2 separate regions of the Homo sapiens genome follow, and region 1 is linked to region 2. The links are chromatin loops, found by intact Hi-C in ENCODE. Cell type or tissue: thyroid gland. All regions are shown on one strand. Each heading gives the region's core, and the rest is flanking DNA. Links, peaks and the distances in the headings are about the cores only.

What was found. A loop is a pair of places that touch in the nucleus more often than their neighbours do. Peaks named below come from ENCODE experiments on the same cell type or tissue, not always from the same donor. Only the 100,000 strongest peaks of a DNase experiment are listed, where the experiment ranks them.
Region 1: a loop joins it to region 2, with 4 times the contacts of the local background. A loop is called at or near these places in 17 of 110 quality-filtered maps.

Annotation. Positions count from the first base shown.
Region 1 is chr12:92,547,616-92,564,415 of GRCh38, forward strand. It overlaps LOC105369905 (a long non-coding RNA gene), which reads left to right and starts at 9,669. Exons shown (of 3, transcript XR_945211.3): 1 at 9,669-9,983. RefSeq lists silencers at 1-104, 9,504-9,704, 13,468-13,547 and enhancers at 4,267-4,706, 5,836-6,025. In thyroid gland, for the core only: no CTCF peak of the experiment used is centred there; a DNase peak (open chromatin) is centred at 6,026; H3K27ac peaks cover 1,891 bases.
Region 2 is chr12:92,415,121-92,431,920 of GRCh38, forward strand. CLLU1-AS1 (CLLU1 antisense RNA 1) reads right to left here. Exons shown (of 3, transcript NR_144319.2): 2 at 5,894-6,053; 3 at 4,966-5,340. It overlaps CLLU1 (chronic lymphocytic leukemia up-regulated 1), which reads left to right and starts at 6,411. Exons shown (of 2, transcript NR_027933.1): 1 at 6,411-6,715; 2 at 13,914-15,882. In thyroid gland, for the core only: no CTCF peak of the experiment used is centred there; no DNase peak of the experiment used is centred there.

The DNA of each region.
Region 1 (16,800 bases), core at 4,448-8,447, 130 kb after region 2:
ACTCGACAAAGTAGCTCCCAAAGTTATGATTCATTCAATCAGATGGCCTCATCTGGTCAGGGTGCAACTTAGGCATAGGTGTAGGGAACAATTGGCCACATGGAGTAAGCTGAAGAGCCTGGGAAGACTCCTCTGTTCAAATATGTCTTTACTGCTTAAGTGTTAAAGGTCCCAGAATCCCATCATGAGAGTCCAGTTCCTTTGTATGTTTAGACTATAACAGAGCCATGTGCCACAGAGAGGAGTACAGGCTGGAGAGCTGAGTGGTCAGAAAGATAATTGGATGAAAGAGGTCCCTGGTGTGCCAGAAAGATCTCTCCAGCAAGCCATAGTTCAGATAATAAAGAAAATTAAAATCGGTGACCTTCTGTGGAAAGTGAATTGATTCATCCCTCTCTTCCCAGCAATTTCAGAATTAACTGACATAAAGCCATGGATAGAGAGCTGGTTGTGCAATGACTACAAGGTCTCAAAAGCAGCAACTGCAGCAGAACACAGCACAAGCTTCATGAGAAGCACGGGGAGGACAGAGATGGCAATTCCACCAAGAAGGATTAGGAAGGATTTTTTTTTTCCTTTCCCAAGACTGAACACATCATGTGATGCTATGTGCAACATGGAGATGATTAAAATCAGCATGCCTACTGAAGTTCCAGGACTAGCAGGAAATTGTGAAGCCTGTACTGCAAAGTAATACCACCTCCAGGTTACCAGATGGGGTGAGGGGTTACTCAGAAGCCAAGGCAGCTAAAGAATTATAAATCTCTATATAATTCTGATATCCAGATAGTAAAGAATTTTTAGTCTATGAGACTTCTAAATAGCACTCTGTGGCAGGAGCACATCTCCCTTGGCTCAGATATACCCAGGAGAGCTATGCCTCTCAGCAAGATGCTATGAAATTAATTACCTAGGGGAACAAGAGAAGCATTGCAAAGACTATGGTGTATCATATGTGCAGGTGATCTTTTTTTCTATGCAAATATTATTGATACGGGTAACACTTCAAATCATTAACATTTTAATCTGAAGGAGAATCCTTCTAGTGACAGATGGGGTCCAGGGTTGAGGTGAGAGGTAAGGGAGAAGACAAGTTCTGTCTATAAGCCCACTCTGATACGAAACAGAACGTTTAAGCATTTATTGCAAATTCCTCAAATATTTATTGAGCACCAGCAATATGGGAGAAGATGTGCCAGGCATTTGGGAGGATATAAACATGTATATATGTACTAATGCCACCATCAACTAGCTCAAGACATAATTGGAGAAATGGCATAGGGATAACTGTGATATAGGATCAATTTAGGAAAGTCTTGGAATTGGCACAAGGACCCACAGAATCAACACCAGCTGGGAGTGATACAAAATTAGATTGTCGGGCCCTATACAGGATCCCCAGAATCGTAATGTGCATTCGACCATGATTCCGTAGGTGATTTGTGTGCACATTTGAGAATCACTGGTCTAAACAACAACAAAAAAATGGCATGTTCGTGGAGGCCCTCTAACATATTACAAGAAAGCTTCAGAGATAGTTAAGGTCTCACTGTGAGATATGTGAGAGCAGAGGAAGAGGAATGGCCAAAAGTTCAGGAGAGAATCATCATTCCACGGTTTTCTTTTTTCTTTTTTTTTTTGAGACGGAGTCTCGCTCTGTTGCCCAGGCTGGAGTGCAGTGGCGCGATCTCGGCTCACTGCAAGCTCCGCCTCCCAGGTTCACGCCATTCTCCTGCCTCAGCCTCCCAAGTAGCTGGGACTACAGGCGCCTGCCACCAGGCATGGCTAATTTTTTGTATTTTTAGTAGAGACGGGGTTTCACCGTGTTAGCCATGATGGTCTCGATCTCCTGACCTCATGATCCGCCCGCATGAGCCACCGCGCCCGGCCCACAGTTTTCTTAAGTATGCTTGGGGGATGGCAAATAGACTGGTTTTAGACACATTTAAGGTACTGGTAGAATGGTCATGGGAAAAAAATTCTAGAAAGGTAGGTGTGGGCTGAGTTCCAGAATAACCCTAATTTCTGATTTCCTAGTTACACAAAGATGTGCAATCAAAAGGACATGAGAAAATTTTAAATGGCAAAAAAAAAAAAATGTTTAACTTCTCCTTATAATTGTTCAGACTTCAGTCCCAACTCAAGTTCCTTCTTTACCCTGTCAAAGCCCTTAGGAGGCTCATGTGTTATCCTTATGTGTATGGTCTTGATAGAAAAGATGTAGACAGCCAATGGGATGAGAACTCCAAGAAGGGCTCCAACCCTGAGGGAGAATGAAAAAGAATTCACATCAGAAACCAGGTGGAGGCTGGGCGCGGTGGCTCATGCCTGTAATCCTAACACTTTGAGAGGCTGAGGCAGGCGTATCACTTGAGGTCAGGAGTTTGAAAACAGCCTGACCAACATGCTGAAACCCTGTCTCTACTTAAAAAAAAAAAAAAAAAAAAAATTGGCCGGGTGTGGTGGTGGGCACCTGCAATTCCAGCTACTCAGGAGGCTGAGACAGGAGAATCGCTTGAACCCGGGAGGCAGAGGTTTCAGAAAGCCAAGACTGTGCCACTGCAGGCCAGCCTGGGTAAAAGAGCAAGACTCTCTCTCAAAAAAAAAAAAAAAGAAAAGAAAAGAAAAGAAGAAGAAACTAAGTGGAAACTCATCAATTCATCAATATACACAGGGAATGCATGCAAAGATTAGTGGGAACCTTAGCTCTAAGAATATACATATGTTCAGGGCCTTGACCCTGTACTCCAGACAATTAGCTCTGGGTGTGTCAATTTCAGACACTCTTCTTCACAGAGCCCCAGTCTCCTGCCCCATGTGCAACACTATCTGGAGCTCAGAGCCTTTGTACCCAATTTCACTTTTGCCAGTACTCTGCTTTATGACTGGACTCTGCCTCCATAACTAATAGATCAATTATGGTAGCACTTACAATCTGCCAGGGACATGTCTACATGCTTTATATCCTAAATCATTAAGATCCACAACCACCCTATTACTTAAGTATGATTATTACCACCAGTTCACAGACAAGAAAACTAAGCTACAGAGAGATCAAATGCCTTAACTGAGGTCACTCCACTCACTCCACTAGTAAGGGGTGATGTTGGGATTTGAATCCATGCAGTTGGCTCCACAGTTCACACTATTAAGCAGATGTTTCTCTAGGAAGCTTTTTTATCCACTTACTGAGAGGCTGGGGGAAAGAGTTCCAGAAAGCAACCACCTGACTCATGAGCAGTGACCATTCTCTGGGATATGACCCACCCACTTCACTGATACCTAGTGCTCATCACTTTGACAAATACAACTAAGATTGTTTCCTGCCTTGGGTTTCATGATTGCAATTTTCAGAGCTGGCCTCTGGATAAGGTCCTTTTTCTAGACATTATTATGCCCCATATTTGTATTTGTCAGGAAACTGGAGAGTTTATTCCAGGAACTAATTTGAAATTATAAGAATTTTTTTTCGTCCGTCAGAATAACCATTCATGAAAAGATAATGCATACATCAGTGAAGGAAGGTTCTTAAAATGGGTCAGCCAGAAAAAGGAAGAATTAAATTGGATGGCATGATTACATAGGACAACCAAGGACACCAAAGGGGCCCAAAGAAAAGAGAGCCCATGAAGAAATAGAACTGACCAGCATGAAGGTTGTACTTGGATGTTTAATGTGAAGCTGTGTTCGGTTGCCTTTTTCAGATGGAGAGAAGACGGTCCCAGTCTTCTAGGTCTGGGAAGCCAGGTCTACTATGGAGGCCTTAACTCCTGTGTGGAAAAGGCTGAGGTAGCACATTTCACCATAGGAGGAAGAAGAGACACCAGTGAAGGATACACAGCAGTAAGAGATATGGAAAAGAACAAGGGTAATGAATGGTAATTAATTCATTTATTTGCCCATTCATTCATTCTACGAATATATATGGAGCACCTACTGTGTGCTACCCTCTGGGGCAGATTTTGGCTTCAGGGAGCTTACTTGACAGTTGGGACCCAGAAAATGAGCAAAGCAATTGCCCCTTTCTTCCTGTGTACATATCAGAGGGGTAGATGGAGTGAATGCTGTGAGAACATAGGACAGGAATGAACCTTCTGTCAGGGTCTCATGAAAGCCCGGGTTGGTGAGTTTTAAAATGAGACCTGCAAAATGAGAAGGAATCTGTCACACAAAATGTAGGGAGAGAGGGTAAGGAAGAAGAACATTTCAAAAAGAAGTGTTGTTGTTTATTCCCCAAAGATGGCCAGAAAAGTGACTAAGAAAAGATCACAGGACTCCAGGTTGCCTGGGCAATCTCTGAGAGCCCTGTCTAGGGTGAAGTGGGAGTGAGACCAACAGAATAGTGTTAAGGGGACAGCTTATGGCAGGAAATGGGGACAAGCAATGCATGTGATTTGTCTGAGCTGGAGTGGGGGAGGATGAGCTTGGTTTTGCTATGTCAGGCCATTAGTTGGGGCAATTTTCAGTTTCCATTTGAGCCTGAGCCTGGAGTAGGTGCATTCCAGATATGCAGAAATCATGACCATGGAATGATTCATCTCCAGTTAGCTCCCTCAAAAATTCCCCACAGTCACTATCTGACACCTTTTCCTCAGGCCTCCACCTTGCACCTCCCCTGCCCCCTCCAGAATGACTTTGTGTCATTCTTCACTGAGAATGAGGCCATCAGAGAAAGCCTTCCTCATTTCTCCCTTTTCTACCTCTTTATTTCTCTAGATCTTCACCCTCCCTTTTTGGGAGAGGAACACTTCCTCCCTCCTGCAACCTTCCTCCACCTATCTATACTCAAACATTAACTACTAATGTGATCAAAGAATCATTATTCCTTCATTCCATAAATAACTCCACACCAGCACTTGATCCCTGTCTTCCTTTCTCTTCTGTAACTTGTACCACAAATCATGCTTGTTTATTTAATTTCTCCCTCACTACCACCATCTATTTCTAAACCAACAGCCTACTCAAGTCTGCCTGCTTCCCAAGAGTCCTCACTCAATCCTGCTTATCTTTTTGGCCAACCTCCAACTCTCTGGAATTTGACCTCAGGACTTCTTGGAGATGATTGGATGGCTGTTTTTACCTTCTAGTGACCCACTCACTCCTCAGCCTTTATCATCTGACTTTCCAGCCTGCCTATGTGTTTTTTACCCTGTTGCAGCCCCTGCCACCACCCCAGAATGCTGTTCTGTTGCACTCCTACCCGCTATGGGACTGTGTACCTGCCAGGCCTCTAGATGCTGCATCCCTCTCCTTGACCCTCATCTGAAGCCCAACCCTATGCCAATCTATAGAATGAACCCCAATTCAGACAAAAGAGATGTCAAGGTAACCAACTCCACCCTCTGAGATCCACGACTAGCCAAGGCTTGCCATTGCTCCACGTTACATCTCTGTTGTGAGAGCCATCTTGATTCTCATGTGTGAGCCCAGATTTGGCTCTAAGACTGATCTCTTAGTTTCATTCCTGTTCAACCTATTTGTTGAGCATGTATTATGGGCCAGACTCTGGCACACAACTCCTACACATGATTACCCCTCCCGTTCACAACACGGCGATGCTGGAGAGCCCTACATAGTCAGCAGACCCATGCTACAGAGGGTTTGAGGAACTCTTCCAAGGACACACAGCCATTCCATGGTGGAACCAGAACTCAAACAGGCATTCTGATTTTAGAGCCTTTGCTCAATAAATAGTTATAACAGAAGAGAGAGTGGAGACGTGTGTGTGTGTGTGTGTGTGTGTGTGTGTGTGTGTGTGTGTAGGGGTAGAAGATAGTGGTGGGGGAGCTTTCTGAGACCCTGCTACTCATGCCAGATTTTCTGGTCCTGATTAGCTACTGCCTGGCTGCCAGAAGCTGTTATTATCACTCACTCCCGTGCTCCTGTCACTGGGCTTGTGGAAACTTGCCCTTCCTTCTGCTCTCGGTCTCTGATGCTGACAGCTATGCTGGAAAATCCCATGCTGGCCACTGCCACACTTACCAGAGGCATATTGTACGTGCTGGTCTGGACTTCCTGCCTGACCCCTACGTGTCCTGTGCCTGCCCCTTCACAGGAGGTCGGTCTACTTCCTGGCCAGGGCCTTTCCAGCCTGTCTCACCCCTGTGCAGGTAACAGAGCTCTTTTCTCTGCCACCACTTCCCCACGGAGTCTTTTCCATGGTTCTCCCTGACAGAATTCATGCTACATAGTCTTTGTTAACTCATGGCATGCACTTTCTTCCTGCTTCTTTCCTCAATTTATGTGAGATTAAGTTAATACCAACCTATCTTGTTAACCCCTTCTAATACGTAATCTTCTTTATTTTAAAATTTAAATGTTTGTTATATTGAATTCAGTAACTAGAACATTCTCCTCCAAAATAAGAATGGTACAAAAACCTCAAATAAGTAAGTCTGTTGGGGAAAACAAGTTCCCCCAAAGAATAAATCTACCAGGAGAGTAAAAACGATGATAATCAGAACAATGATCAATAATCACTATTGTCAAAGTGCCTGGCAATCACCAAACACCAGATTCATCGGCTCTTCACCGTCCTGTAGGATGACTTCTGTGACTTGCTAAAACCCACACAATAAGTATAATGGTGACAAGACTCAACTCCCAGGCTCTGACATTAAGTCCTATTGTCTTCCTAAAATGCTCCTTAAAGAGAGGATTTCTGTCTCACATGGTCATCTGGATCATTTGAAAACTTCAAGCAGAAAGTCCCAAGGTCACCATTAAATGTTTTCCAAGATTACACATCTTCAAACAGAAACCCAAAATAATGAAAACCAGGAACCAAGACTTCCAGCTTCTCTAATGAGAGTAAGTCTTAGTTCTTTTTCCTTACTCCACAAGAAAAATTATATCTCCCAAGGGGAGTTATGGGCTTTCCAAAAGAGGAGCAAAGGGATTTGAGCTTAGGAAATGAAACTTTGCTCAGCACTCTTCAGGAATGACGTTCTCCTTCCTCCCCTATAACAATGCAAGTGCACATTCATTTTCTTACATTTTAAATCACTGAACAAAAAGGCCTAGTTTTATTTATCCTGCTGCTGCCACTGTGGCAAAACTAAATGTGTGGTGCATAAACTGTTTATAAATCTTGTCTCCAACAAGAGAACTGAGTGTGCACTTTTTGAGGACCTTAGTTCATTCAGAATGATGAGAAAATTTGGGAGAAATTTTTCTCTTGATATAAGAGCTGTATAGGCCAAATGGACTTCCTTTTCTGGCCTAAATGCTGTGTTTATAAAAATGGTGTGCTGTAAATAGCAAAGTATAGAAGTGAGAAATTATGCCTCTGCTGAATAAACCACACTCCCGGCCGACTGACTCCCTGCTTCTTCAAAGTGAAGAAACATTTGTTCCTATATCTTGTGAACAACAAGCTGGATCCATTGAAAATGCCAGATAACATTGATCTTGGGGAATAAGAAAACAACCTTTTTAAAGGTCAGAACTGTCTTAGTTTTTAATGGATTATTGGTTGATGAATTCTTTCATGAAATATTTCTCTAATGCCTTCTGTGTCGAGAACCATTCCAGGATCCAAATATACCCTTGCTTCCATTTTCTGCATCAGGGTCAGTGATCCTGCTGAAAGGTTAATTTCATTATACCACATCAGTCTCCTGCTCCAAACCTCTCACTGGTTTCCCTCTGCACTTAGAACAACTTCCAACTCCTTCCTGCCATGTACAAGGCCCTGTCTTCTCAGGTGGCCTCATCACTCACCTCCTTCACACTGTACCCCACCCCAGCCACACTGGCCTTCCCACCAGGCTCATTTTCAACTCAGTGTTCTCCCACGTGCTGCGGCCACTGCAGGGGCACTCTCCCCGAGGCTTCTCCCTCATGGGACTGGCATCTCCTCACCTCTCAGGTCTCCACTCAAATATCACCTCCTGGACCTGGCGCAGTGGCTCATGCCTGTAATCCCAGCACTTTGGGGGGCCAAAGTGAGTGGATCACCTGAGGTCAGGGGTTTGAGACCAGACTGGCCAACATGGTGAAACCCCGTCTTTACTTAAAATACAAAAATTAGCCAGGCATGGTGACACATGCCTGTAATCCCAACTACTCAAGAGGCTGAGGCACAAGAATCTCTTGAACCCAGGAAGCAGAGGTTGCAGTGAACCAAGATCGCACCACTGCACTCCAGCCTGGGTGACAGAGCAAGACTCCATCTCAAAAAATAAAAATTAAAAAATCACTTCCTAGGAGGTGATTCTTTTTCTAAATTTGCTCTTCCTTCTCTATTTTCTATCCCCTTACCCTGCCCCCTTTATTTTATAAATAGTAATTATCACTCTCATAAACCTTTTTTATTTTCCTGTTTACTAATTTATTATCTATTTCCTCCAACTAGAAGATAAGACCTTTATGAAATTTGTCTTAGTTATAGTTGCATTCCCAACATGCTGAATTCAGTTCCCTGAATAAACTTTCAGGATGCCACCCACAAGACAATTCTGTTATATTTTTCCCTCATATGTTGAAAAAGCCATAGGATTTGAGGATACCATCAATTATTTTTCATTGATAAGGATTTTTGACTTTAGAAACTACAGAGAAGGGTCTCTTCACTCAGAGTATTTTTTATTTTCTCTGTGTTGTAGGCATACCCACAGTATTTGGGTCAGAAAGAAAAGTTCTTTGAGTCTGCGTCTTATTGCAAATGTTGAAGAAAGAAAGTGAAACAGAAAGATTTGTTTCTTATGCCTTGTGGAGGTTCTAATAAACTCAGTGCACCACCTGTTCTGTGGAATCCTTTGAATGGTTTAATCTGGTTGTTAAACCTTTTCTCTCCAGAGCTGCAGAAGAGAGGAAGATTCATTTATTTCTTCAACAAACAGCTCAAATGTCACTTTTCTGAGAGTTTTCCCTCACCATGATGTCTACAAGAGTCTTCCCAGCCTCTTATCACTTTTTAGTTCATTACATTCTATTCTTTTCTCCATAGTATTTATCTCTATCTAAATGTATATTTCTATGAATGTTTTCCATATTCTCTGTCCGATTCTTCCTGGTAGAATATAAGCTCGTGGGAGCAAGAGCCATGCCTTTCATCCACTGATGGTTCTCCAGAACCTAGAGTTCCTGGCATGTGGAAAGCCCCAACAAACAGCAGTTGAGTAGATGAAGAAATGAAGTGGCATCGGCTCTGTGAAGGTTTTTTTGACAACTCCTTTCTAACTTTGATGTTCTTGCCTTTCTGAACACTCTGCACCTGTCAGCTCTGCTCCATCACAGGACTTTATTCTCTAAAGTTCTGTTCTTGGACATTTATGTAGCACCATTGAACCCTTGGCTGCTTCATGACACCAAACAGACCTAAACAACACAAGCTTGTTTGTGGTTATTTTATGCATTGGTATTTTGTTTCCCCAGACAACACTGTAAGCTTCCCACAGGGAAGGCATGTGTCTTAAGCCAGGAAATAGAGAATGAAGAGAAGGTTTTGCGGGGGTGGGGTGGGGGATGATAACAAAGTGAGTTTTTAAGATACTGAATTTTACGTCTATAGGATATGCGGGTAGAAGTGTCCAGTAAGCAGTTCCTGTACATACTTCTGAATGTCGGCAAAGAGGTCTAAGCTAAAATCATTCATTTGTAACTCATCAACATGTGCTCACTATGAGTAACAAGTTAAGAAAATGCGCTCACTTGGGGAAAGTAGGAAGAAAGCTTGAGGAGATGAGCGAAGAAGGGCAGATGAGTGAAGAAGGGTCAGATAGAAGATGCAGGCAGGAAGGAAGCTTGTCAGTGGTCGGAGGAGGACCAGGTGAGTGTGTCACTGAGGAGGCCAAGAAAGTTGAAATTTTCAAGATGAGAGAGAATGGTCAATGGCGGCCAGTGTCACAAAGAATCCAAGTAAGGGAAGACCAGAAACATGTCCACAGGATTTGGCAGGTGAGCCTTGCCACAGCAATTTCAGCTAAGTAATGAGAACAGAAGCCTGGCTGAGAGAGATTAAGAACGGACTTTACTGGAAGGTGAGTAATTAAACAAACCAAATTAAGACAATGCCCTTAAGAAGCTTAGCTTTGAAGACAAGAAGAAAGATACACTGGTACCTAAATAAGAGTTGCTGAAGAAAATGAATTGGGTTTATTACTCAAAAGTAGCTTTTAAATTGTACACTTGAAATACGTGTGGTTTATTGTGTGCCAATTCTATCTCAACAAATGCTTTCAAAAAGCATGGTTTAGAATTTCACAAAATATCAGTAACTTTTCATTTCAAATGTATTATAACATATTAAGGTATTACCTGATATCTGAATGAGAAAAATCCAGATTAAAAAAAACAGAAATATGTAAAGTCATATTCCTTGTTTATAAAAAATGAAAAGAATATGAATAGTATCAAAAGGACTCTTTTTCCTGTGGTAGAAAGCAGGAAGGCATGATCATCTGGAATATGGGCCAGCATAGGGAAAGGGCAGAATTATGGAATTCTGGTTATCATTTGTAGATTACTGACTATTTATCTAAGAGGGTCCACATTGGTCTAGGTTAGGACCCAAACTAAGGTGAACTGAAACCAAATTAAAGCCTCCAGTTAAACCCAAAGAGTTTCCTGAAAAGACGATGTCACAAAAACTTCATTTAGGGCCATAATGGGAAAAAAATGCATAGTGAGACAATTCACAGAGAAGGGAGATGAACACCTAAGTTAAATATTTTTCCTTTTTAAAAATATTTGTCCTTTTCCCAAAGGTTCAGCTATTGTCTTACCAGTGTTCTCAAAATTGAAGTGAATAAAATGCCAAGGTTTCAACAATTACTCAATAGTCAGTAGATTCAAAGATAAGATAAGTAGACAAAACTAAGAGAAATATTAACTTGGTGAAAGCTGTTTATTCAGAAAGCAGCCATCTAGAATTTTTTCTCCAGTGTTTTCACATGGAATATTTTAAAGAACAAATAGAAAGAAAGCCAGTAGACTAAATACTGATGTGTGCAGTGCTGGACTTTTCCTCAAAGCACACTTTCCCTCAGTGGATCCTTAAAATAATTCAGAGAAGGAGGCAGTGTGCTAGGGCCTTTCCCCACCTCACCCAGAGTCATATTTATCTTTGAGTTTTCACACAAACAGACCCCGAGAGGTAATAAGTTTTTCCTTTGACTCCTCTTGTTTTCTGTAACATCATTCAGACAAGCAGACTTAGCAGTGACTGAAAATGCAATAGAGTTAAGTAGAGCAAAGAGGACAGGAGGCATTTTATATCTGCTGAAATGTGTACAGTCACCTTATTAATTACAAAAGAAATCTAGGCACTAAAGATAAGTAGCATGGTTACCAACGTACTCATTAAAGAACTATACAGAGAGGCTAAGGATGTGACCATCTCATTCCAGATTGGAATTCACGACTAGAAAGGCAACATCCAGTATCTGTCATAGAATTAGTACAGTCATCATAATGTTCTATACCCTGTGACTTCAGGGCATAGAGATGGTCAAAAGTATGATGACTGATGACTCACAAGGCCTCTCAAGATATTCAGCATCAATTTGGTGTCCACTGTATTACCATCTTCAGTTATTCATCACTCTTCCCATTTCCCCCCACCCAATGCTGTTTATGCCTCCTAAAATAGTAGCTAATATTTATAGAGGCCTTACTATGTACCAAGCATTGTTCTAAGCACCTCTCATGTCCTAAATCACTTAATTATCACAACAACCCTATTAGGTAGGTGATATTCTGCTCATAGCCATTTACAGATGAAATGGCCATGACAAAAAGAGGTTAAGTAATGTTTCCAGTTGGCACACAGATGGTGAGAGTAAGAGCAGAAATTCAAGCCCAAGCAGTCTGGAATCAGCCTTTTGTTCCCAGTCTCTAGGCTATACTGCCTCCATGCTTATTTCAGGTCAGGACCATCTCTCTCCTGGAATACTACAATAGACTCCTAGCTGGTCTCCATTCATCTTACTTCTTCTCACATTATTTTTTATTATAAAAATAATATATGAATACATTCTCCCTGTAAAATACAATAATAGTATAAATTAGATAAAATCCCATTTGGCCACCAGCTGCAATTCCAGTTTCCTCCCCAGGATCAGGTATGTCTACTCCTAGATCTTTTTCTGTGTATGTATGTACCTTTAAAATATATACAGTATCGTTTGATAGTTTTTTAAACTTTTATTTTAAGTTCGGGGTACATGTGCAAGTTTGTTATATAGGTAGAATTGCGTCATGGAGGTTTGTTGTACAGATTATTTCATCACCCAAATATTAAGCCTCGTACCCATTAGTAACTTTTCCTGACCCTCTTCCTCCTCCCACCCTCTGTTCTCTGAAAGGCCTCAGTGTGTGTTGTTCCCCTCTATGTATCCGTGTGTTCTCATCATTTAGCTCCCACTTATAAGTGAGAGCATGTGGCATTTGGTTTTCTGTCCCTGAGTTACTTTGCTAAGGATAATGGCCTCCAGCTCCACCCAGGTTCCTGAAAAGGACATGATCTTGTTTTTATGGCTGCATAGTATTCCATTGTGTATAGGTACCACATTTTGTTTAGCCAAGTTTGATAGTTTTTTTTAAATAAATGTTATTATAGCACTCATGTTCAAATTTCATGTTTTAAATTTATCTATATGTTTTTGAGAGCATTCTAAATCAGAACTGTGTGACCTTTAAAAGAAGAAAAACCCAGTACCATTTTTTAAAAGCACCCTCACTCCAAAATAGAGATGGCATAACCCTACTGAAGTGGTCTGCTACTTCCCTTTTAGTAACAGTGAAACCTAGCAAAGTCTTCCAAAGGAAAAAACTAGAAAAAAATTAAAGGAGTAACAGTTTGAGTGGCATATACACAGAAGAATGAGGGGCACTGTTTTATGGAAACTAATCTGTAGGTGAAACAATATGGGCATTGTCACCTGGAGATTTGCCATGAAGTGAGTCCAGATCCATTTCTTGATAAAGTCTACATAAATAACCAGACTATTCAGTTTACCAGTACATCTCATTCCTATAGCAATCTGGAGTATTGGATTGCATTAAGGTTCTACTCACTGAAGTAATCCCTTCACAGACTTCAACATGTTAATCTCTTTACTTGCTTACTGTTTCCATAATGTAAGCTCATAAAGACAGGAATTGCATCTCTCTTATTCCCTGCTGCAGTGCAATTACCTTACTCAGTAGCTGTCACATAATTGGGGCTCAACAAGTCATTGTTTAATGAGTGAATAAACCCAAAGACACATGATTAATTAGTGGTTCAATCACCCATGACCATTGTACAGTAGAGATGACCTAAACAGTTATAGATTTACAGCAGTCACTAATAACAAGTCATCAAAGTAAAACTCAACTGTGACAGATTAAAAGGAGCATAAATTCTAGAGTCAGTTACCTGGGTTAACAAAACGTATTCACCACATGCTTGCTGTGTGACCTTGGTCAATTTTCTTAACCTCTCTGGTATAATTTGAATATTTGTTCCTGCCCAGATCTCATGTTGAATTGTAATCTCCAATGCTGGGGGTGGGGCCTGGTGGGAGGTGTTTGGATCATGGGGGCCGGTCCCTCATGAATGGGTTGGGCCATCTCTTTGGTGTTAAGTGAGCTCACGCTCTAAGTTCACAGGAGATCTAGTCATTTAAAAGTGTGTGGTGCCTCTCACCCCCACTCTCTCTCTCTTGCTCCTGCTCTGGCCATGTGACGTACCTGTTCCCCTTCACCTTCCACCATCATTATAAGCTTCCTGAGGCCTCCCCAGAAGCCAAGCAGATGCCTGCACTATGCTTCCTGTAGAGCCTGTAGAGCCGTGAGCCGGTTGAATATCTTTTCTTTATAAATTACCCAGTCTCAGATATTTCTTTATAGAAATGCAAGAATGGCCTAATATACTCTCTCTTCAGTTTCTTTATCTGTAATAATGACAATAATCAAATCTTTAGAATTTTGCCAGGACTAAATGAAGTAATGAATTAAGGCATCTAATAATGTGTGAGACAATGAGTAGGTGCTTAGTAAATGTCAGTGCTGTGCCTATTTTCCCTCCGCCCACTTGCCACCTCTTTTCTAATAATAAGACCAAGTTTATTTACCCTGATAAGCACGTCTCTTCTCTCATTTCCATTTGTGGCAATGTAGGCAACCACTTCTTTCTCTTTCAGTGCTGACCTACTGTTTTGTTGGAAACAGTCCCAGGGCTCTGGGCTTTAGAGATTGCTGTTGGATTGCGAAGCATTATGGACCAAATCCAAGTGCTGCAGCACATAATGGCTCTGGCCATTTAAAAAATCTAAACTGCTGTAGCTATTTTATGGGGTGCAATATATATCCAAAATTTTATAATAGGGTTACCAAATGCAGTGCTCTAAAAATCAAGAATCATTCAAAATTTTCTCATCTCTCCACAGAAATAAATTGCTATGTTGGTTAAAACAGACACCTTGCTCAGGAGTCTGAGGTTTTCTCTAAGATGTTCCACAATTATCATTTAAAGCCAGTGCATGTTATTCAAACAGGAAAAGGTAGAATTCTTAACTTAACTTCACCAGAATTAGACTTTCATTCTGTGATATTCGTTATCCAATTCCCAACATTTCCGGTACCTCCAACTCTCTTAGATCTACCCTCAATCCCCTTATTTACAGAGTCTTCAAGTCTCAGAAACACTTGCATTTATCCTGTCATGTACACACCCTAAAAGTCATCCTAGGTCTTTAAAAAGACTTACAGATGACCGAGCCAAACACAATCCTTTCCCTATTCTAAGTCTTACTCTTCTCAACATTTGAGACTGCCTTTGCTTAGACCACTGGGGCAGATCTATTGTGTTGCTACCTGAGTGCTCTCCTAGCAATTAGACATGTCTTTAAAACAGGACATGTATTACTTCTTCTTTATCTTGCATTATAAACTTGAGCAATGTCTGGCTTGATGAAGGCAGTGTTTCTACTATCTTGGTTGGGTTCCAACCATAACCTTTGAGTAGAGAACAGTTTGGGCAACTTATAAATCTTGTTTTAAAAAGTAAATCAACTTCTTGCTTTGAGATCTGGGTCATTTCAAGAATAGCTGGAGTACTCCATTCACCCTTGGCCTGAAGATTACATCTTTTCCCCAAAGTTCTAGCAAGAGCCACCCAGTTAGAATTATAGTCAATAGGATTAGCTAAATGTACTACACCCAAAACACAAGCAGCAGCTGGATTACCATCCTACAGCTCACCTGTTGGTAAATGTTGATCTTATAGTTCTTATTTATATAAACCTCAAAGCCTGGAGGAACTCATACCCCACTCAGACATCATCACAAGAGAATTCTGAAGTGGAAATTAACAGCTAAATGGACCTGTATAGGACTAAAAATATATATCTATGTATTTTATTAAAATACATATGTTATTAAAATATATATTATTAAAATATATTTTTAATTAAAATATATTTATTAAAATATATATATTATATATATATATTATTAGTTCTAGATTCCAGTATTCTTTTTTTGGTCTAAATTTGTAAGACTCAGCAAAGACATTCATCCAGGACATCTATAGCTTGCTGTGAGCCTTTGCTGTCTTCAGTAACCAGCATGCGAATTTCATAGAGATGCCAATGGAGAGAAAGATACAAGGCTTCCTTCCCTTTAAGAGGCATATAATCAAACTAGTCCAAGAAAGCTAGTTTGACAAAAGTCAAGGGAAGGAGGGGAATAGGGAAATATATGTTAAACTACATGGCTAGTTAAACATTAGTCCTGCAGGCCGAGTATTTGCTGGGAAAAGGGGGACCCTCATCAGTTACTTCAGGAGCTAGATTTTTCCATGGCCCCAAATATCCTTAGTGTGTTGTATGTCCTTCCAAGGATTGGTGTCTGCACTACACAATGCCCAATCATCTTAAAGTACAGTATGTCTTCTAGTATTGGTGGTTCCTTACAGCAGCTTATTCAAGTATCTTAATTCTTTAAATCTGGAAAAGAGACAAAGAGAAATATAGGCTACAAATTTCATCCTCAGAATGTATCATCAGCTCACTAGTTAACTATAGTATTTCATTAGTAATAAGATAAGGCAAAGATGAAAATAATAACTGAAAATGCACACATTTCAGACAAAAAAATCCCAGCCCAATTAAAATTATAAATTAAAATTTTATATCTCACTATCTCTCTGTATTTTAAAAAGCAATTTGCCTCAACCCCAACATAAGTTGAACCACTTAAATTGCAGTGACAAAATCAAAGCTTTGTTCTGAATATTGGGAGCTGAGATCTATTTTGCTACATATCTTGTAAAATTATCCCCAATTTCAGGACATAGAGCTACAGCATTAGAAAACCTTATGTTTCTTTTTGTATCATGCAATGAATTTTAAACAGTCTGTTTTTCCATTGCAGCCTTTTTTCTACTGGTGGTGAGCAGTGGGATGGAGTGAGGTGGAACAGAGGTTGGGAAATTTGTGAGCAGAGCGTTTTTTAAGAGCTCAATTCAAATGGTTAAGTAGTTACAACAGAGTTCTCAGATGCTACAAAATTATGTTAGATCCTTATATGAATATCATATCCTTATATGAACTCCTAGTTCACTCTTGTTTTAAATCTAAATTCTTTAGACTTAACATTTGGTAATGCTTAAACAAAAAACAAAACAAAAAAAGGATCAGGAAAACAAAACAGAACACTGTGAGCTTGAACATATCAACAATTTTTCATGGACAAAGAATAAAACAACTGCATAGTAGACAAAGATCTGCCCAGCTAAAAATCAATATTTGTATCCAACTTTGGGGGGAGTTAAGAGAACTAACTGCTTATGACATCAGCCCTAGAAATGTG
Region 2 (16,800 bases), core at 5,695-9,694:
AAATTTCAAGGTATCTGTATTAGCACAGGAAGATTTAAATTGATTTCTCAACACATTCAGATATCTTATGAACTTTATTAAGATAAATTTCCTCCAGCATTCAGAAACTCATATATTACAGAATAAAAAATAAAGCAGAAAATTAGTGTACCTGGCTAAAAATGAGAGCAGGGTTCTATTTCATTTTGGAAAGTCACTAAGACAGTAATAATACCATTAATGATAAAATGTTAACATTAGTTAATTATTAGATGTGTTTTTGTATGCCAGCCACATAATATATACTTTTATATGTATCACCTACATTTCTAGATGTAAATGTGAGGGAATTATAGTAGTATCTACCTCGTATGATTGCTGGATGATTTAAATGAGCTGTTGTCTCAAAAACTTGGTATAGAAAGCAGAAACTTTTAGTTATTAAGATTCTTACTATTCCAATATTTGAATAAAACAGTGACCTGCTAAGAAACCCCAATAATATTCTGATACATCAAAACCTTCTGGCATTAGATGTTTCTAATCTAACATCTTCATATTAATTTTTTTATGTTTTGATTATCTACATTCAGTAGTGAATGTGTTTCTAAACGCTGGATGCATTTTTAACTAAATGTGTTTTGTACCACATTTTGACAACTTTTGTTTTAACTATGATTCAGCTTATAACAAAACAAAACAATGCATCTTCTCTCCACTGTTAATAAGGTTAATGAAAAGTTGACTTATGAAAAAAATCCTAATTTATGCACATTCTCATTGTTTTCCTTGCTAAGGATATTAGTACTTGACGATTCTGTAACAAAGAATTATCATGGGATGAAACTTTGATGCAAATATCTTATCAATACAATGTGCTTGATTTTACCTAGATGAGATTTTTCTTTTCTTCTTTCTTTTTTGAGACAGGGTTTTGCTGTGTTACCCAGGCTAGCCTCAAACCCCTGGCCCCTGGCCTCAAGTGATCCTCTCACCTCTGCCTCCCAAAGTGCTGGGTATTACAGATGTGAGTCACTGAATCCAGCCTCACTTAGTTGGCTTTCTTAGTGAATTATTTTATCTGGTTCTAAAACTTTTTGATAATACTCTCAAATATTTATGGATTTTATAACATAATTTATGGATTACGTAGTTATGAATTTCATAAATGATTTTGTGATATTGCCACAGATCATCACCATTATACAGGATGTATAACATAACCATGGTTTAATATATTTTCATAAACTATAGACCAAACAAAGACTGGTCAGGACCAGGGCACGCATGCATTTTATATGTGTGGTGCCTATTGGAATATGCCAGGCCTCCTGTGAAAAAAATCAGTAAGTGCTTATCTCATAGGACCAACGGCCCAACATTCCTGAAGTCACTACCACACTTTGCACTTATCTCCATGTGGAAATAGATAGCCACTGTTGAATTCTGGTGAGAACGACACGTCTGAAATCTCTCAGCTTCACAACCCCTATTACAGCCCTCAGAGAATCTTCTCACATAGCGCCAAACAACAACTTTAGGAAGTGATGTTCCTAGAATGAATCAATTTCTAAAATTAAAAGTGAAAACAATGACAAGGAGAAGGGAGGGTCAGAGAGGAAAGGCTGATGTTACTAAAAGACAAAAGACAGTATAACCTCTTATGAGGATGGTCCAGACACTCAGGGAAATGCAGGAAGAAATAAAAGATAGGAGTTTGAACCACACTGTGATGGCTAACTTTATGTGTGGACCCGACCGATCTATGGGACACCCAGATAGCTTGTAAAGCACTATTTCTGGGTGCGTCAGTGAGGGTGTTTTTGGAAGAGATCAACACTTGAGTCAGTAGACTGAGTAAAGCAGATGGTCCTCACCAATGTGGGTGCACATTGTTTAATCTGTTGAGTGCCTGGATAGACAAAAAAGGCAAAAGAAGGGTGAATTCCCTTTCTCGTCTTAAGCTGGGACAGCCATCCTTTCCTACCCTCAGACATGAGAGGTTTGGATTCTTGGATCTTTGGTCCCAAGGGCTGACACTGGTGGCCACCTCTGGTTTCAGGTCTTTGGCCCCAGATTGTAAGTTACACCATCAGCTTCCTTGGTTCTTGGGCCTTGAGACTCAAGCTAAAATACACTACCAGCTTCCCTTGTTCTCTAGTGTAGGGACAGCAAATCATGAAACCTTCTGCCTCCATAATCATATAAGTCAATTCCCGTAATAAATCTGTGCTTATATATCTATAGCTTTCCTTTTGGTCTGTTTCTCCAAAGAACCTTAATGTACACACTATATGACCTAACCTGTAGTAATGATAACCTTATGCAGGTTTGAATAAGATGATGGTATTCTCAGTATCTGGGAGGTATGGGCTAGAGTGATGAACCACCGCCATGAGCCTAGGACTGAGGAGATTTCTGAAATGTGGAATATTTGGTGTCAAAACCAAGAGATAATATAGCCATGTGGAAAACATGTAGAACTATCGTATGATTCAGCAACCCAACCACTGGGAATTTACCCAAAGGAAAGGAAACCAGTATATTAAAGAGAATCTGCACTCCCATGGTTATTGCAGCATTATTCTCAATAGCCTAGATATGGACTCAACCTAGGAGATTAGATGAATGGACAAAGAAAATGTGGCATATGTACACCATGAAATACTTACCAGCTATAAAAAAGAATTAGCCAAAGCAGTGGTGTGTGCCTGTCATCCCAGCTCCTTGGGAGGCTGAGGTGGGAAGATCTCGAGGCCAGAAGTTTGAGACCAGCCTGGGCAAAATAATAAGACTCGGTCTCTAAAACAATTTAAAAATAGGCCTTCCTTAAAAAAAGAATAAAATCATGTCATTCACGGCAACATAGATGGGACTGGAGGATATTACTGTTAAGTGAAATTAGCCAGGAACAGCAAGTTAAACCCCACATATTCTGATTCATATGCGGAAGCTAAAAAAACGTTGATCTCATAGAAGTAAAAAGTAGAACAGAGGATGCTGGAGACTAGAAAAGGTAGGGAGAAGGAAGGGAGAGGGAAAAATTTGTTAACAGGTACAAAAACAAAATTACAGTTAGTTAGGGAGAATTAATTCCAGCATCCTGTAGCACTATAGGATGACTATAGTTAATAATAATACTTTAATTAGTCTCAAATAGCTAGAAGGAGGATATTGAATGTTCCCAACACACACAAAAAAATGATAATGTATGAGATGATGGATATGGTAGTTATCCTGATCTGATCACTCTACATTATATGTATCAACACATCACTATGTACCCCACAAATATGTAGAATTTTTATTTGTCCATTTAAAAAAGATAACAAATTTAAAAATAAAATAAAAACTAAATTAGTGTTCCATGTAAACCTGGATGAACTGGTCACCCTACGTCTGCCCATCTAGATGGCTGGTCAAAGTTTCCCAGGCTCCACATCAAGTTGTTCCACTGCTCACTGGAACTTCCCTAGTCAGGTTGGGCAAATAGTAATTTACAGCAATAGTGAATTTATCACTGACATTTCTTCAGTTCCCCTCTTTGGCATCTGCTTCTTCTTTTCTGTAATGCTGTTTGTTGAAATGCCCAACATTCTTTTTCTTCCCTAGAGCTATTCAGGGTGACCTTTCTTTTCGCATTTTCCCATGCCACTTCCATTATATCAAAATAAAACAGTCCTGTGTGGCCACTGCTCATGACCTTGTTTCCTGCCATGTGAAGATAGGATCGGCTGCTCTTTCTTCTCCTCCTTTTTTTTCAGAGACAGGATCTCTCCCTGTCACCCAGACTGGAGTGCAATGGCACAGTCGTAGCTTGCTGCAGCCTCGAACTCCTGGACCTCCTCAGCCTCCTGAGTAGCTGGGACTACAGGTGCACACCACCATGCCTTCCTAATCTGATATATATATATATATATATTATATATATAAAATATATATATAAATATATATATTTTATATATTATATATATAATATATATATTTTATATATAAAATATATATATTATATATATATATTATATATAAAATATATATATTATATATATATATATATATTATAGAGATGGGGTCTTGCTCTGTCACCCAGGCTGAAGATCAGCTGCTCTTTCTAATCTGTGGTTAGATAAGATCTGTCTCCCAGGGGATAAAATACTACCTGGAATAAAGGTATCTTTAAAATAATCCCAGAGAAGAAAACATTTTTATAGTATGACAGAGGCAGAGAAAACAGAGAATATTTGTTAAGGCAGGACTTTCACCACTCCCAGTACAATCATCTGTCTGTTACCTGCATACCTTACACGGGCTGGCACTGCTGGGGGTACAAAGTAGATGCCAAACTTCACAATGGTTAGATTCATGTTTAAAAAGCCATTGGATCAAACCTTTGTGAAAGTTTCCAGCTTTTTTCTGTTCCAAATATGTGTCCATTATAAAAGAATCTCAAGAGCATAATTGCCAAGATAGTCTATGTCCATGAGTATTTCAACATCTCTCATGAAATCTGTTCCCATCATTACTCAAGATATTGTATGAACAGTATTCCACATAAACTAGGTGCTCAATAATGATTGATTGGCCAATGGAGGGTCATTATTTAATGCACTACAATCTTTTATGCAAGGGGCCCACAGGAATCAGTATGATCCCATAGGAATCCTTTTCTTTTCCATTGAAAAAGAAACAGATAGTGGCTTGTATTAGGTTTCTTGTGTGTGTTGTGAGGTGGAAAGATATGAAAAGAAATTTGATCAGAGCATAAATCTGAGCCCATGGGATAGGAAAGAATGAGGGAATAAGGAAGAAAACACAGATTATAGACAGGAAAATCAAACCTATTAAAACTGATAATTTTCGAATACTAAAAATGTACATTCATTTGAACAAAAAGATTCTATAAAGCAAGATTTCTCTGTTCTTACCAGCACTACCATGCCCAAACTACCTTAGGAAATGAATAGCAGAGTCAAACTTAAAAGCACCTGAAATTTAAAACAAAAACCAATTTACATTTTATTTAAGAAAAGCAAACAGATGGGCCTGCTAACAATGTCAAAGTCTCGTTTACAAAGAAAAAAACAAATCTGGAACCTGAAGTCAAACGAGTTCAAAATAAAAAGCAAACCAATAAACAGAAACCAACATAAACAGAAGTTACTACCATCTCCCTCAGCCTGTGAAATTCTGGAACTTCTCTTTCTTTCTCGCCTTCTTCTTCTCTCACCTGGAAGACGAGCAGAGTGAACACATCAGGGGTTGTCAGTTCCCCAGATGGCACCACATTCATAAACCACCGACTCCAGGAGAATGTAGGAAGCTTAGTTAAGGCCAAAGTTCTCTTTGGATCTTCCTCATGGGCTTCAAGGCAAAAGAAAAAAAAGTTTGCTTGAGAATATCTTCATATCTATTAGTTTGAACCATGCAAAATTACAGTTTTTATAGGTAAAATGAGTGCATATTGGCAATTTCAAATGATTAACCCTAATACATTATGCTTTTGGGTATAGAAATATTCAGATCTTAAACATATGCTGTTACATACAAAATCAGGTATATTCCTGCTTCTATAATTAAAGCAAAGAGAATTTCTTTTGGTCACTACTCCTTCTGACATGAGGTATGAACCAAGTTCAGGACCCCTAAAGGTCTGGGTCTGGGTCATTTCTCCACCTCTAACTTGTGCCGCTTTCTTGGTCAGTCATTGTGTTCTGAGCTGTCTCATAAAACATCTGCTATGACTTTACTTTCTCCTGATAGGGTGGCTTTCCATCGTTGGCACTTCGTTGGCCTTATTGGTATGCTTTATACACTGGTTCTCGTTTCCAAATTGGCATTATTATTGTTATGATTCCTGCTGCTCTCCCACATTTCCCATCTTTCTCCTGATCTCTCTCACCTGTACATTTCTTACATTTTCTCCTGTGCTTCCTTCTTCCCATCATCATTGCCCAAGTGTGTCTTCTTTCTTCTCCTTGTCACATTTCCTTTGCCCGCTCTCACATATGCAGAGATGGCTCTTGGTTTTCCTTCTGAAATCTCATAGTTTGGAGGTAAACTTGTTAGCAAGGCCACTGAGAAGAGAACAAAAGGGAAACATAAGAGAAACCAAGTCACTATCTCTCTCATTTCCTGGTTTCTAGAAGTAAGACCCAAAGAACTCACTGTTTCAGTGCTTTCAGCTCAGGCCAAACTAGGGTGATCAAACTGAGCTTCTGAGTGCTGATCAAAACCTATAAAACCAAGTAGACAGACCATCTACAAATCTTCACTGTTAAATACCATAAAGAATGAAAAGGTCACTAATTGGTAAGACTATATGTGTGATAATTAAATTTATGCATCAACCTGGCTAGGCTAAAGGATGACCAGGTAGCTGGTAAAACATTATTCTGGGTGTGTCCATAAGAGTGTTTTCGGAAGAGATCAGCATTTGAATTGGTGAACTTAGTAAAGCAGACGGCTCTCACCAATAAGGGCAGGCATCATCCAATCTGTCGAAAGCTTGAATAAAACAAAAAGAGGAAGGGAAAATTTGCTTCTTTTCTTCTTGATCTAGTATATCATCTTCTCCTGCCCTTGGATGTGAGTGGGCCTTCAGACTTAAACCAGGAGTTACACCTTTGGCTTCCCTGGTTCTCAGTTCTTTGGACTTGGACTGAATTACACTGCCAGGTTTCCTGGTTCTCCAGCTTGCAGATGGCAGATCATGGGACTTCTTGGCCTCCATAATTGTGTGAGTCAATTTCCATTTTATTTACATATCCAGTTATGCATTGCTTAACAATGGAGACAGGTTCTGAGAAATGCATTGTTAAGTGATTTCATCATTGTGCAAACATCATAGAGTGTAACTACACAAACCTGGACAGCATAGACTACTACACATCTAGGCTACATGGTGTAGCTTGTAACCTCATGATAAGTATGTATAACATCATGATAAGTATGTATGTATCTACCATATCTAAATGTAGAAAAGGTACAGTAAAAATATGGTATAATCTTATGGGATCACCATCATATATGCAATCCTTTGTAGACTGAAATGTCATTGTGTAGTGCATGACTGTATACGCACACATACACAAACACACACAAATATACTATTGGTTCTTTTTCTCTGAAGAGCCCTAATACAATATGTTATACATTTATATTGACTCTATTTCAAAATTTATGGTTTTGGTGAAACATATGTGGAGATGGGGCATAGGTGTGTGAACTGGGATAGTGTCCTGCTGATGAATGGGTGGGAGGCATCATTTGGGACAAGCCCAGGGCATCAGCTTATAGATATCAAGAGCTCAACAAGAGCACTTTATGGCAAAACCTCCCACAAGACCTCTCAGAAGTTGAGAAACTGCTAAAAGTTTCTTTATGACAGATGACATTTATGGATAAAATAGGGATTAGCAGGATTCTTTAAATACTTTCGAACACTAACCTTCATTTCTACCAGGCAGTGGGGCCCCAAGTGCAGGGCCATAGGAAGTACAAGTCTGGGAGATACTAGGCTGCACTGTCTGTAGAGAATCTGAAAAAATAATAGAGTCACTGAAATGCAGTTTGGTATAATTATTGCCATGCATCATAATTCTAAATCATACTAGTGGTCAAATACTCTTCCCTGAAAAAACATTTTCTTGGTTTGAATTCTAAATAATTGTTGTGGTCACCACTGAGCTTTTAAATATATAAATACTTTCAAGTTTGCATATTTTTATTACCTGTTCCTTAACAAACATTGAATTCAACATGAAAATGATTATGGGAAACATTCGGGTATACAGTCCCTGACTCTTAAGGACTCAGGTAAATACTTAGGGTATTTCATGGCCCTAGTCTTTGGGGTACCACATGTTTCTTCTTCAAATCACAGATTCAAAATCAAGAATGATAACACAGTGATTGTGTAGACAAAATAAGTGAACCAAAATTGCTTGCTTCTGTCATTCTATGGAACCACTGAGAGTTTTTACTTGTGCTTAAAATTTTGAATAGTAAAACAGAGTGTCAACTTCATGCTGGAATATTTTTGGCTTTTTAGACACAATTTTAAGTACATGAAGTATTTTTACAAGACTAAGTAACATCACTGAAATTACAGCTTTCTTCTTTTTAAAACTGGTATTTGTTATAAAACTAAAGAGCGAATCAAGAAAAGCATAATTATTACTGATTATTACAGGATTATTACTGAAAAAGAAATGTACGGAATAGAGGAGGAAGGAGTTAACAAATGATCCACTCTGGGTGTTGAAAACACCAATAAGCCTGCTTCCAGGAAGTGCCTAAGACAGAGCTGGCTCAGCTTGCTGGGTCACAGCATGTAAGGAAACTGCTGGGCTACATGCCACCATCCTCAGTTGTCCAGATAGATAATCCCATAGCCCCATGGGGAAATAATCTTTAATTATGATATAGCTGACACCATTCAAAGCACTATGCTAAGTCCTTTATGTGAATTAACTTTTGTCAAATTTATTTTTCATAAATAACCCAAATATGTATACCACTATTATCCTACCTTAAAGAGGAGAAACTGAGCTCCTAAAGTTTAAATATCTAACCCAAGTTAAGACTGCTAGTCACCCTAGGCTATTAACTCAGGCAGTCTAACTCAGGTATAATAACATTATGCTACTGTTTGCAGCTTTGACTATGCCTGAATTATAACGTCATGCTATCTAACTAAAAAGCTAAGGGAAATAAAATGAGCCATAGGGCTCAATTTCATAAAAGGAGAGAAAATACTGGGGAAAAGTGATAATGCAGAGTTTAAAATATTTTTGTAAAAGTGCCAGAGATTGAGTATAACAAGTGTGACCAAAAAAAAAAAAAAAAAAAAAAAAGGAAGAAGGTAAAAAAAAGAGGGAGGTCTGAGAAATAGAAATATCAGAGGAAGGAAATAAAGGAGGGTGAGAGTAAATTCTCTTTTAGCATTCAGATTCCACAGATTCCACAAATCACATTTCTTTTTTTACCAACTAAGGAAAAATAACACTTGACCTAACATTTCATTGCAGTTAGCTAAAGGATGCTAGAAAAACTATGTTGCAGTGGTTTGCTCTAATTTCTTCAGGAATAGAGAAAAGTGACAAAAAGATCAGAGAAGAGAAGAAAGGAAACTATCAGAAAAATACAGAATTGGAGTAGGATATAACATATTTGGGTTGAAGGTAAAATTTTATATTGTAATCTTAAGTATCTTGCTACTTCAGTTTGGTCCCTGGAACAGCAGCATCAGAATCTGCCGAGGGCTTGTTAAAAAGGCAGAATCTCAGGTCCCATCCCAGACTCACTGAATCAGAATATAAATACTGACAAGATGCCCCGGGATTCATATGCACAGTAGAGCTGGCGAAGTTCCATTGTAGCCTGTGATTGTTTTCTGCAACTTAGTATTTCTGAGTTTTCCCAAGGAAGAAAACCCAGGCCTTAGCTTCTGGCAGACTTGTGTTTCTCCTTTACTTACTAGCTGCATGACTCATGAGCAAGGAAATCAAACTTTATGTGCCTGAGTTTCCTCATCTATAAAATGGAGACTATAATAATCATCTCCTAGGCTTGTTTTGAGGATGTTCAACAAATGCTCCTTTCATTCCTCTATTTACAGACCTGCCGCAGACAATTCTGCTAGCAGCCTTTGTGCTATTATCTGTTTTCTAAACTTAGTAATTGAGTGTGATCTGGAGACTAACTCTGAAATAAATAAGCTGATTATTTATTTATTTTCTCAAAACAACAGAATACGATTTAGCAAATTACTTCTTAAGATATTATTTTACATTTCTATATTCTCCTACCCTGAGTTGATGTGTGAGCAATATGTCACTTTCATAAAGCCAGGTATACATTATGGACAGGTAAGTAAAAAACATATTATTTATTCTACGTTTTTGTCCAAAAATTTTAAATTTCAACTGTTGCGCGTGTGTTGGTAATGTAAAACAAACTCAGTACAGTAGTATTCAGTACAGTATTTAAGCCCCTGTACTTAAACATATTCCTCGTACCAATGAAGTTACATGAAAAGCAAATTTGTGTGAGATATCGTAGATGGAAGTAAATTAGTCTTTATGTTCCCCACAAATTGAAATGCATTTCAAAAACTCTGTGTGTGTATGTGTGTGTGTGACAGAGTGTGTGTGAGAGAGAGACAGAGAGATACGCTTTGGTTGCCTCCATAAGCTGGCTGCTATGATTAATAAGACCAAGTTTTCTAAAGAAAATGAGATCATAACAAAAGCCCTCTTTATGACTATCTTTTATCAGGGGCAAAAAGGAAAGAGACAAAACAGCATGAAATGATGAGACCAAGTGATGAAAATTCATTCACAATGATTGCTTTCAAGAGTAATTTCTCTTGGGTAATTCAGCAGCCTGTTACTATGGCTCTCTGGAGTGATAGCTAATGTAAATGAAGCCTCTAAAAGTGGATTATCCTGACAAGAATATACTCAGCCAATAATGCAACAGAAATCCATTCAAAGCATTCGGGAAAAATTCAAAAGAATAAATATTCTTTTTTTTTTTTTAAAGTTAATGACCTACGATCCATTTCTTCCCTGACTAACAAGCAGCAAGCACTTAAAAATATCCAGCCAGGATGAAATAGAAACCCACCTGACTTGTTAATATTTTTGTTTGGTCCCAGGGACTCAGATTCTAAGCCAAATTCTTTGAATGATCTTGGCAAATGTCTCGAATTATTTTTGCCAACTTTTCTTTATCTTGGAAAAAAAGTTTCATGAATGGGTGTCAAAATTGATTAGTTTTAAAAACCTTTCTTGCAGATACGTATGGCACCCTAAAACTGTATTAGAAAAAAAGTAAGTACTCTGTAGTGTGAAAAATTCTTAAAGGACACCCTCTTTTACAAACTCACAAAAACAGCCTTTGGAATACCCACATGAAGTAGCTGTTGTTATTGCTTTCTATATACCTACATCTTGTCTATTATAAAAAGACTGGTTTTTGGCAGGTGTGGTGGCTCACACCTGTAATTCCAGCACTTTGGGAGGCCAAGGCGGGCGGATCACCTGAGATCAGGAGTTCAGGACCAGCCTGATCAATATGGTGAAACCCAGTCTTTACTGAAAATACAAAAATCACCCGGGTGTGGTGACGGGCGCCTGTAGTCCCAGCTACTCGGGTAGCTGAGGCAGGAGAATCACTTGAACTCAGGAGTCAGAGGTTGCAGTGAGCTGAGATCATGCCACTGCACTCCAGCCTGGGTGACAGAGCAAGACTCCATCTCAAAAAAAAAAAAAAAAAAGACTGGTTTTTCAACAGCTATTCCCACCCCTCTGCATGGAAATATTCACCCAGTCAATTGTTTTCCTAGTTTGGGTAATGGCCCTCTGGGCAGGACTGGAGTGGGGCACACAGGAGAAGCTGCAAACTATGTTTAGAAGCATGTCTGGGAAATGTCATGCAAGAAAAGACATATTTAAAGGTAGGCTTTGCATGAATGGAAAAGGAGAGTAATTCTATGTAGAGCAGAGCCTCTTACTTGCAGTGAGAGAAGCAAAAGTGGGGAAGCAAGAGGAATTATGCTTTTCATCAGCCAAATTTGCAGGTAGGAGGATTGGCTCAGTCATCTTGGCTGAGGCTCATGAAACCAGGTGTAAAGAAAGTGGACTAGATTAATTTCATCCATTACAGGAAGAGGAGCCGTGAAAGATAATCCAGAAATCATTGGGATTTGATGGTAGAAGGTATTTTGGGACTATTCCATTTGAAATGAGAAGGTACCTGACATTCTTTGAATTCCTTTCAAGCAAAGGATTAAATTTACCCATGAGTTGACTCAGAAAAAACATAAAAAGTATTGTTGCTCTGCTCAGAGTTTTATCTAACTCATTCTCACTTCTTATTCCATGATGAAATGACATAAATGAGGTTTTTTATTGTTGTTGTTGTTGTTTTCTGGACACAAGGCAAGGTAGCTACCTGGGCAGAGCTGTTTTATTTCTCTATGCCGTGGAGAGAAATTGGTTAATTGGCCATGGAAGGCAGTCATTAAGATGTTCCCATGCGAGTGAACTTTCCAGGGTTCCCAGCTTCTGCATCCTTCCCTGTCCCTCAATTCCATTGTTGGTGATGACAATGTCTCTCCCATCAGCCTCATGAAGTTCTCTCTCATTTATTAAAATTTGCTTTCAGGAAAAATTTTGAAAATGTGTCCAGTAATGCCTGATTGGCCCCTTATCCTAAAGGCTTAAACTGGAGGAAGGAAGCTAAACTGAGAAATCTTGCAAATCATTGAGCCAAAAACGTATTAATAGCAAGATCTATCATTTATTGACTAGTATGTGGCAGGCAGTGCCCTTTTATTTAGGCAGGGAGAGTTGATGGGGGGGGCGGGGTTCACACATCTTAAAGAGGTGCTATCTCCTCCTATATAAATCATGTAAGTCAAGAGAGTAAGGAATTGTCTTTGTTTGGTTATATTCAGGGGATTAGAGTATACAGTAGAAGATCCCAAGAAACCTTGGGATCATTTTAGACTAAGAAATGCCAATACCGCCGGGCGCGGTGGCTCACGCCTGTAATCCCAGCACTTTGAGAGGCCGAGGTGGGCGGATCACAAGGTCAGGAGATTGAGACCGTCCTGGCTAACGTGGTGAAACCCTGTCTCTACTAAAAATACAAAAAATTAGCCGGGCGTGGTGGCGGGCGCCTGTAGTCCCAGCTACTCGGGAGGCGGAGGCAGGAGAATGGTGTGAACTCAGGAGGCGGAGCTTGCAGTCAGCCGAGATTGCCCCAATGCACTCCAGCCTGGGCGACAGAACGAGACTCCGTCTCAGAACAAAACAAAAGGAAATGCCAATACCAGCAGAAATAGAGCCAAATCATGAACATAAGCTAAACAAATGTTGGCAGTGTAGCCTAGTGGTTAAGAGAGCAGACTCTTAACTAGAACACTGCACTCCATGTCCTCACTGTAGACCCTCACTGTGGGGTTCTAATTAACCCCTGTTACTTACCAGTGGCAGTCTTAAGGCATTCCTTAAGTTCGTTGTGCCCCAATTTGTTCATCTGTAGAAGGGGTAGGATGACAGTAGTGTTTACTTTATAGGCTTACTGTGAGCATTAAATGAGTTACTACTGTATTTGTAAAGTGCTTAAAATGCTGCTCCAAAAGAGTTTGTTAAACACTTAAGAACTGATTTACTTGCATCTAAACTGACAGCTCTCAATAACTGGAAATGATCAAGCATAGGCCCTGGAATATAAGCAGGTCTACATGAAGGCAAAAATGTTCGTTTCTTTTGTTCAGCCCTGTGCCTAGATCAATATCTAGTGATCATGCTCAAGAAATATTGTTGAATGAATCAATGAACCTACCGAGGTAGTTACATAAAAGAGTTCTGCATGAGTACAAATCTGGGCAAAGTGACCTCCAAGGAAATTTCCACTTTTAGATTCTGTGATTTCCTTAAGGAACTGATAAATTGGTGTGATACAATGTAAAAAAATGTGCCTATATGATTTGAGAAAAACTTATTTTCTCTCCCTCTTTTTTCCTTCCTTCCTTCCTCCCTCCCTTCCTTCCTTCCTCCCTCCCTTCCTTCCTCCCTCCCTCCCTTCCTTCCTTCTCTTTCTTCTTTTCTTTCTTTCTTTCTTTCTTTCTTTCTTTCTTTCTTTCTTTCTTTCTTTCTTCTCTTCTCTTTCCTTTCTTTCTTCCTTTCTTTGTGCCTTTCTTTCTTTCTTTCTTTCTTCTCTGTCCTTTCTTTCTTCCTTTCTTTCTTTCTGCCTTTCTTTCTCTTTGTTTTTCTTTCTTTCCTTCTTTTTTCCTTTAAGCAGACCATGTCTGTTAGATGAATGCCTTTTTCTAGTTAAAAGGTTAAACAGGAAAGTGAAGCACAATTATCAAGGGTCTCCAGTCATCTCCACATGTTCTTAATCATTATCTTCTTTTACAGTTTCATATCTCCAGGCCTTTCATTGGGTCAGGTTGGCATTTCGCTGCCCTTTATGTGTGTGACAAGTGAAAATAAGGAAAGAAAAAAACTCAAGTGAAGAAAATCAGAATCTGCGCAGCAGTTCCTGGGCGTTTCAGCTGCTTCCCACATCACCTGCCTCATCAAGCCCCAGCATCCATCTCCTTGCTCATCTTACACCCTGTGTGCATGACAGGCCCACCATTCATTTATCAGAGCAAAGGCTCTCCCACTATTCTGGTTCACCCCCCTACTTAGCCAGATATACAAGAATATCTGCACGGATGACCTGCCTCACCTGGGAGCTCAGAGGAGCTCAGATTCCATTACTATCGCACCAAGGACAGATCTCCCAGCAAGAATGACAGAAAAGACTAACTGCCCCCAAAATCTCCCTTCCAAAACACAGTTCTCTTAATTCTCCCAAGAAACCAGAATGTGACTGCTCACCTCTCTAAGGACCTGAAAACAACTGGCCATTTCAGCTATTTAAATCAACTTTAAAAAATCCAACCGCCAAAATATTAAACCATTTTGGTTGGAATGATAACATAACTAACCTGCTGACAGCTGCTTCTGCTAGGTGCAAAAATGGAAAAAAAAATACTTCTAATCAGGTCAAATCACTCTACCTTTGGGATTCTAAATTTACTCATATTCTCAAAGAAATATATTCAGTCATAGTGGGGAAAATAGGATTATTCCTTTAGCTCGATAAGCAACCAGAAGTTCTTCCTTCAAATCTTGACATTTAATCAATCAGAAATTGATTTTTGGAAAACTGTTTCCTATGAAGCTATCTCTGCCTGAAGGATTTTTCTTTTACAATCCAGACTATAGAAGGAAATTCACAACCTGGACTTTCACCTCCATTGGTCAGAGTTTTACTGACCAATTCCCACCTCTGCCTTACACCTAACGGAAGTTTATGCCTGTTTTCTCTTCACATACCCCAACAGTTACAAATGGTTGTTATTATTAAGCATCTTTTATTTTGTGGCCTCTGATTACATGGTCCCCTAAATTTTGACCTAATCACAAAAGATTGGTAAAATTTCTTAACATATTAATAATATTTTGTTTATGTGTCAATATCTTAGCATGTATCAATTAAGACAGAGGTCTTAACGTTCTCTTTTTGAAAGAGAATATTAGGATTCAGAGATATTAAGAGATTCTCCCAGGATCACAGTTAGGTAACAGAGCTGGATTTTAGTCCAGGTCTGTCTACAGCTCTAACGTATATACACCCTTTGTATAACATGTCACGAATTCAGCATAAAGGGATCTTCAGTGATCTAAGTCAGGGGTCAGCAACCTTTTCTAAAAAGGACCAAATAGTAATATTTCAGGCTTTGTGGACCCTATGGTCTCTATCATAACTGTTCAAATCACCATGTAGTGTAAAAGGAGCCATAAGCAAAATATAAACTAACGAATGTGGCTGTTTTATGGGATTTTTTTTTAACTCTTTATTTACAAAAGCAGGTGGCAGATCAGAACTCACTTATGGGCCATAGTTCTCTGACCCCTGACCTGAGAAAATCTTATATTTATGGACAACATTTAGACTGTGACTTGCCAAGTAAGAACAAGAAGCTCTGTCAACTGAAGGTCAAGGCTGGAGTTCTGAAAGCAAAGAGCTGTCTGGTGTTAATGATAAGTGAAATAGTTAAAGTTAGAAGATCCCAGTTATAAGAAGCACAAAGAATAATGACCATAGACTCCTGAACAAGAATGTCTGGACTTCTGGCTTAGGCACTCTTGTTGTATGGTCCAGGCCAAGTTACCTAATCTCTCCAGGCCTCCATTTTCTTATCATTAAATGAAGATAATAAAAGTATTTTCCTCAGAGAGCTGTAAGAATAAACTGAGCTAACCCATGTCAAGCACATAGAATAGGGCCCAGCCTATATTAATTTATCAATAAATGCCAGCTACATATTAGTTCTCTATATTTTTATTCATTATCATAAAATGTTTATCTACAGATTGGCATTGTAAGGATGGAGTTAAAATTGTATGTATGTGAAGGGAAATTATTCCTGTTACTATTGATCTGCATCACATTACCCCAAATTTGATGGCTTAAAGTAACAACATTCATTTTGCAAACAAATTTGAAATTTGAGGAGGGCTTGTCTGGGAAGACTTGTCTCTGCCCTATGTGGTATCAGCAGGGGGAGGCTTGACGGACTGGCACATGCCCTTCCAGAATGGCCCACTCGCATGCCTGCCAAGTTGGTGCTGGCTCTTGGCTGGGAGCTCAGCTGGGGCTGAGTGCTAGGGTCCCTGGGAGGTTCCTTGTGGCCTGAACTTCCTCACCACAAGGCGGCTGCGGTGCGAGAGTGAGCATTTCAAGATAGAGCCAAGATGACACTGTATTACTGTGTAAGACCCAGCCTGGGAATTAATGTAGCCTCACTTCCATCCCACTCTATTTTTAAAAAGTGAATTATTAAGGTCACCCCATATTCAAGGGGATAGGAATTAGACTTCATCTGTATTAAGAAAAATGTTTTTAAAAATTGTAGACATGTTTTAAAATTCTAAAGTCCACTTACTGGCTGCAGATTATTTATATATACATGCAAGATACACTCCTACATTCTCTTCTTAGAAGGCTCAGTTGCAGGTACAGATGAAGCTCTTCAAGTGAGATTTCTTATGTATTTATCCTCTCAATCTGAAGACTTGTAAACTAAGAGACAAGTTATTTGCAACCTACATACGCAATATTCAATGGTAAAGTATACATAGGACAGCCACTACAGACACTCTTGTTTTAAATAGAGGAAAATGAGAGCACATAACAGTCATTGGCTCATAGCAACTCTGATATCCAGACAGCAAACACAAGCAGGTCTTT